Regions from separate parts of the Homo sapiens genome. Here region 1 is linked to region 2. A link is a loop called in an ENCODE intact Hi-C map of the cell type or tissue named here. Cell type or tissue: PC-9. All regions are shown on one strand. Each heading gives the region's core, and the rest is flanking DNA. Links, peaks and the distances in the headings are about the cores only.

Evidence for each region. A loop is a pair of places that touch in the nucleus more often than their neighbours do. Peaks named below come from ENCODE experiments on the same cell type or tissue, not always from the same donor. Only the 100,000 strongest peaks of a DNase experiment are listed, where the experiment ranks them.
Region 1: it touches region 2 in a loop (7-fold over the local background); 3 of 110 quality-filtered maps call a loop at or near these places.

What each region holds. Positions count from the first base shown.
Region 1 is chr2:98,735,097-98,738,010 of GRCh38, forward strand. All of the region lies in intron 1 of LOC107985922 (a long non-coding RNA gene), which reads left to right. Among named protein-coding and RNA genes, the nearest start is that of MGAT4A, 5.4 kb to the left of the region's middle. In PC-9, for the core only: no CTCF peak of the experiment used is centred there; a DNase peak (open chromatin) is centred at 1,535; H3K27ac peaks cover 1,064 bases.
Region 2 is chr2:98,908,297-98,911,210 of GRCh38, forward strand. The region is part of intron 1 of CRACDL (CRACD like); the gene reads right to left. Among named protein-coding and RNA genes, the nearest start is that of CRACDL, 26 kb to the right of the region's middle. RefSeq lists an enhancer at 1,364-1,863. In PC-9, for the core only: no CTCF peak of the experiment used is centred there; a DNase peak (open chromatin) is centred at 1,365.

The DNA of each region.
Region 1 (2,914 bases), core at 252-2,751, 170 kb before region 2:
AAGCCATCTGGGGGCAAGGAAGCCTTCCTGGAAGTGATATCTGAGCTAAAAGCAGAGTACACACAGGGAGTGAATCTTTTCCTTTTATCTCTTTGATGGTAAATGGCTGTTGGTGGGGCCATGCCTATAGCAGTCAGCTTCTAAGAATTCAAGCACATAATCTCTAGTTTTCTTTTCTACCCCAGCCCCCTCCATGCATTAACAATCAAGCTTGCATTATTTATGAATATTTATAAAGATTGTGTTTTCTGGCTTCTTGGCTACTAGCTCTAGTGAGATTCTTTCCCCGACCCAGTGTAAAGCCTGCTAGAGGAATCACATCAGGAGGTTCTCCCTGGCTTTTTATTTTATTTTTATTTTATTTTATTTTATTTTATTTTATTTTATTTTATTTTATCTTATTTTATTTTATTTTGAGATGGAGTTTTGCTCCTGTTGCCCAGGCTGGAGTGCAATGGCGCAGTCTTGGCTCACCGCAACCTCTGCCTCCCGGGTTCAAGTGATTCTCCTGCCTCAGCCTCCCAAATAGTTGGGATTGCAGGCATGTGCCACCATGTCCAGCTAATTTTGTATTTTTAGTAGAGATGGGGTTTCTCCATGTTGGTCAGGCTGGTTTCAAACTCCCGACCTCAGGTGATCTGCCCACCTCGGCCTCCCAAAGTGCTGGGATTATGGGTGTGAGCCACCGCGCTCGGACCTCCCTGGCTTTTTTAAATGTATATGCACAAACGGTAGGAGACCTCTCCATTGTAATTGATCAACAGTGCACTCAATCACTTTCATCCAGAAACTAGATAAACTGGGACCAAGGTGAACAGTGTAGAGTCTATTAACTCTTTGTTAGATGCAGAGTGTTTCAGACACAGCATACAAACTATTTCTGTTGTATAATCAGACAGGGCACGGGAGGCCCAAGAAATTAAGGAGAGAAAATTCAAACAGAACCAACCACTGTGTATATTCAACTCTAGGTGGATGTTAAGTTTCATCCAGATGAAAGACCTTAGATTTCTAACAGAACTGAATTATTATTTTTTTATTTTTATTTTTTGAGACAGGGTTTCACACCCATCACCCAGGCTGGAGTGCAGTGGTGTGATTTCAGCTCACTGCAAGCTCCATGTCCCAGGCTCAGTGATTCTCTTGCCTCAGCCTCCCAAGTAGCTGGGACTACAGGCACACACCACCATGCTTGGCTAACTTTTGTATTTTTTGTAAAGACAGGGTTTTGTCATGTTGCCCAGGCTGGTCTTGAACTCCTGAGTTCAGGTGATATGCCCACCTTGGCCTCCCAAAGTGCTGAGATTACAGGTGTGAGCCACTGTGCCCAGCAAAATTATTCTTATTTTTAAATTTTTATTCTTCCCCCCACACCTTTGCCCAAAGAGAGAACCCTTGAAAGATGCCTTTTCTATTTCACTTTCATACCACTGGGGAAGATGTTATCTATCAAGTGACTCATACAAATGTCAGGTTGTGTGGCTACACAATTATGAAATTGTAAGTGTTTACCATGCTTAAGTGTTGTGGCTGTTGGTATTTACATAATGTACACAAGGCATTCCTAAAATTTTTACAGAAAACTCTAGAGAATCCAACCTGTCTTAGTGGGGGACAGGCTACCCTGCATGCATTGTTAGAACAAACAACAATGCTGAGTGGCAGCAAAAGTCTCTGTCAAGATGGTTTAGAAAGCTTGAAGGGATCACCCCTCCCTTGTAAGGGATGTAGCCGCATCGTTCAAGCTGACTCACTTATTTTCATTATATTCAATGTATACTCAGAAGACACAGTGGAAGAGAATTGTGTGCCAGACAATTACAGAGCTTTGGAGATTTTTTTCTTTTCTTTTTCTTCTTTTATAAATTTGGTACTTGTAAAAGTTACTGGATGAACAGCCCTGTATCTGAAATCTGCCCATGCATAAAACCAATTCAAGCAATTCAACTGTGCTACTCTATCAGTACCTTTCAAAGAGAATAAAAATCTTTGTTCACATCAAACATCCAGTACCCTGACTGCCAATTGTTGGAGTTATGGGTATCTGGAAAACAGAGTCTATGCTACCTTGTCATGGCCTCGGATGTTTCTTTATCCTCTTTTAGGGCAACTGACCATATCCCTACAAGTAGGTGTTTGTGAAAGCCAGAGTCCAGTCAAGAAAAAAAGGTGGAGGGGGCCAGGCATGGTGGCCCATGCGTGTAATCCCAGCACTTTGGGAGACCAAGGCAGGCAGGTCAGTTGAGGTCAGGAGTTCAAGAACAGCCTGGCCAACATGGTGAAACCCCACCTCTACTAAAAGTACATAATTAACTGGGCATGGTGGCACGCGCGTGTAATCCCAGCTACTCAGGAGGCTGAGTCAAGAGAATCGTTTGAACCCAGGAGGCGGAGGTTGCAGTGAGCCAAGATTGCACCATTGCACCCCAGCCTGGCAACAAGAGCGAAACTCCATCTCAAAAAAACAAAAAGCATATTAGGCATCATTTCAAGCCAAACCAGAAGCTGGTCCTGGAAACATGAGGGAATGGAGAACTATAAGCCTCTCAGATCTTTCAGGTCAAGTGGGATTTATACGGATTCTAGAAAACACCTCTCTTATTTACATTGTTCTTAAAAGAGACCATTCACGTGTCTCATGGCAGCCATCAGGACAGTATCACTGGTAAAGAGAGACTACTCTATCAGTGCCTCTGTGTTGAGCTCTCATCACGTGATCAGCTGTCTGAAAGACAGAAGTGTAAAATGTGGTCTTGGCCTTCAAGGAGTTTACAGTCTGGTTGGAGGAAAACCCAAGACCCGCCTCTTCTCATGCCTGCTCGCCTCTAACCTCTGGCCCTCAAGCTGAGCCATTCCCCCTTCTATGCTGTGACACACACAGCTGCCTCTGGCAGACTCACTCCCATGTCCATCC
Region 2 (2,914 bases), core at 107-2,606:
CAATTCCAAAATCTCAGCTGTGGGACAGGAATGGGTCCCACACCGCCTCTCTTGCACATGCCATTCCATGTCAACCCTCCAGCAAAAGTTATTTACCTGGCAAATGCCTGCCCTGTCCCTGCAGTGAGTAGTCTGGCAGGGGAGAGGCTAGCCATCCTTCCTGGCCACACAGCTGGATGGCTCCACAGTTTCTCCCATCCCACAGCCTGTGGATAGCCTGTCGACCCAACAGCTTGGAAGTGAACAGAAAGATTTTATCAGCCCAAACAAAAACCCAAAGCCAAACTCACTCTATTGCTGCAAATGCCTATCAGGCAGATAAACTCCATTAAGGTCTGTCCCCTCCCTTCCCTGGTACAAGCTGCCACTTGCCCTGGACAACAGACCAAGGCTCGGGTTTCCAAGGTGGCTTACAGTCCAATGACCTTCCCCTCTCTGGTGTTGCCTCCATCAGTGGTGCAACGACATTCAGAGTCTACCGAAGGCTGGGACCTACACTTGGGAAGTGGAGTGAGCCTCACAATTTCCACTAAAAGTCCATCTGTACAGAAATAAATTTCATTCATACCTCATCTGTTTTCTCTCAGCCTAGCCAGAGTCCCTATATTTATTTGTATCAGTAAATTTGCACAGCCAGAATAATCCTAAAGGTTCAGAGGTCTACACACGGAAAAAGCCCACTGCCCCAAACTTGTCTTGCCCAGCCCCGTGTTTAAAAGCTTCATGCAAACACTGAGAGTACAGGATGTATAAATGCGTCCTGAGTTTAAGCCTCACACAGTGAATCAGCATCTCAGCAGCTCTGCTTCCTCTGAGACTCTGGGGAGGTTTCTTCAGTGAAAATTCAGAAGAGATTGGCAGAAAGCTGTCAAGCGATTGCTATGTATGGTTTCTCTGCACATCAGGAGATTCATGAGCCCTAGATAGCAACAGCAGATTCTTAACTGTCCCTTATGATATTTGCATTTGATTCCCAGTGCTTCTCAAGGGGAACTTATTTGTTCACAAAATTGCTTTCTTTATTTTGGTTCAACTTGCTTCTGGTTTACACATAAAAACTGCGATGTCACTGCTGTAACTTATAAGAAGGGGTGAGCAGGTTCAGGAAAACCCTTATTACAAATCTGAGAAAGCAGTTATGATTACGAGATAAGGATGCAATCCCAGGGGAGGTTCTAAATGTTTCCATGTAATCTGGACCCAAGCAACCGTCGTCAAACCACTGTTCATGAAATCTGTGGGTGCAAACAAATTGAGCTGTCAGGCTGCAGGACGCGAGCAAACACTGGCCAGGCAAATGGCATTTCCTCCCTCCAGCACATTTCTGCTGCTGACCCGCCTGCTCTAAGGCCCACTGAAACCTGACACCCAGACCAGCTGGCCTCTCCAGGGAACGGGCCTGGCACCAAACGCTCCATCTGTTAGCACACCTCAAGCCACCTGGCCACTTTGCTCTTTTTCCCTGGTTCCCTTACAGGCAGGAGAATCTTGTTCCTCTGCCACCTGTAAACTCACAGAGCCTGTCTCGAGGTACAAAGCCCATAAGTGAGAGTGGCAGAGGGCCAGCAGAGTAGCTACGGAAGCCAACAACAAAAGGAATGGGTAGCGGGGCTTGGGCCGCTTTCAAAAAGGGGAAACTTAATTCTGAAGCAGGAAATGGCTGCATTTTGCCCCGATTCCCACCCCTCCGGATTAGTACATCATGAGTAGTCAGTAACGCCATCTCTCCCACATCGCACTTTCCCTATAACTTGGCACCACTTCCCACCTCGGAAGGATGGCTCTGTCTCCTCCTCCAGCTGCTCCTACCTGCAGGAAGCCGATTTCAGAGACCTCTTACCAAGGGGGCTGTGAGCTGGGATGCACCCTCAGGCAGGACCTCCCACTTCCCCATTGAGAAGAGGAGACTGTCTCACCTCTGAAAACTAAGAAGCTCCTTGAGGCCAGGTGTGGTGGCTCACACCTGTAATCCCAGCACTTTGGGAGGCCAAGGCGGGTGAATCACCTGAGGCCAGGAGTTCGAGACCAGCCTGACCAACGTGGTGAAACCCCGTCTCTACTAAAAATACAAAAAATTAGCTGGGCATGGTGGTGCATGCCTGTAATCCCAGCTACTTGGGAGGCTGAAGCAGGAGAATCACTTGAACCTGGGAGGTGGAGGTTGCAGTGAGCCAAGATCACGTCACTACACTCCAGCCTGGGCAACACAGCAAGACTCTGTCTCAAAATAAATAAATAAATAAATAAATAAATAAATAAATAAATAAATAATGCTCCTTGTTTCCCAGCCACTGTTTTGAGGATCCCCCAAAACCAGAGTCTGCTCTGCTCACAATGACAACCGTTTCTACAAAAGAAGGAGGAGCCTCAAAGCCGAGAGAGTGGGAGTTGGAGTGTTCCCTCCCTCCACACCCACCTGCCATCAGAGCTCAGGGTTGCAGTTCACCAGGCCTAGCTCCATTCACCTGCTGGTGGCCTCGGCCAGGGTTTGCCCTGACAGGGCCCATTTCCTTTTCTGCAAAGTGGAGCCAATAATGTGGTGCCTCCTCTTACGGGTGACAGGAGGATTAAATGAGGCGATGTAAATAAGGTGTTGAGCTCAAGGTTGCAGGGAATTACCACTCAGTAAAAGAGGGGCTGTTCTGGGCTTAGCTTCCAGTGAGTTTGCTGGGCACAGAGAATCAGAAAGATCTAAGACACCTTTATTTTTAAAGGGAGGCTGAGAAGTTGTCAGCAGCACATCCTGGTAGGACAGTGCCAAGCATCGGGGGAGCAGCAGGCACCTGGGTGAGGTGCCGAACTGAGAGGTGAGAGACCCCCACGCCCGTGCTCCTGCTCTCGTCACAGGCACACCCCTCTTCTGCTTTCTGGGCCTCAAGTATCTCGTCCTTAAAAGGGGCATATGAATTCTGGC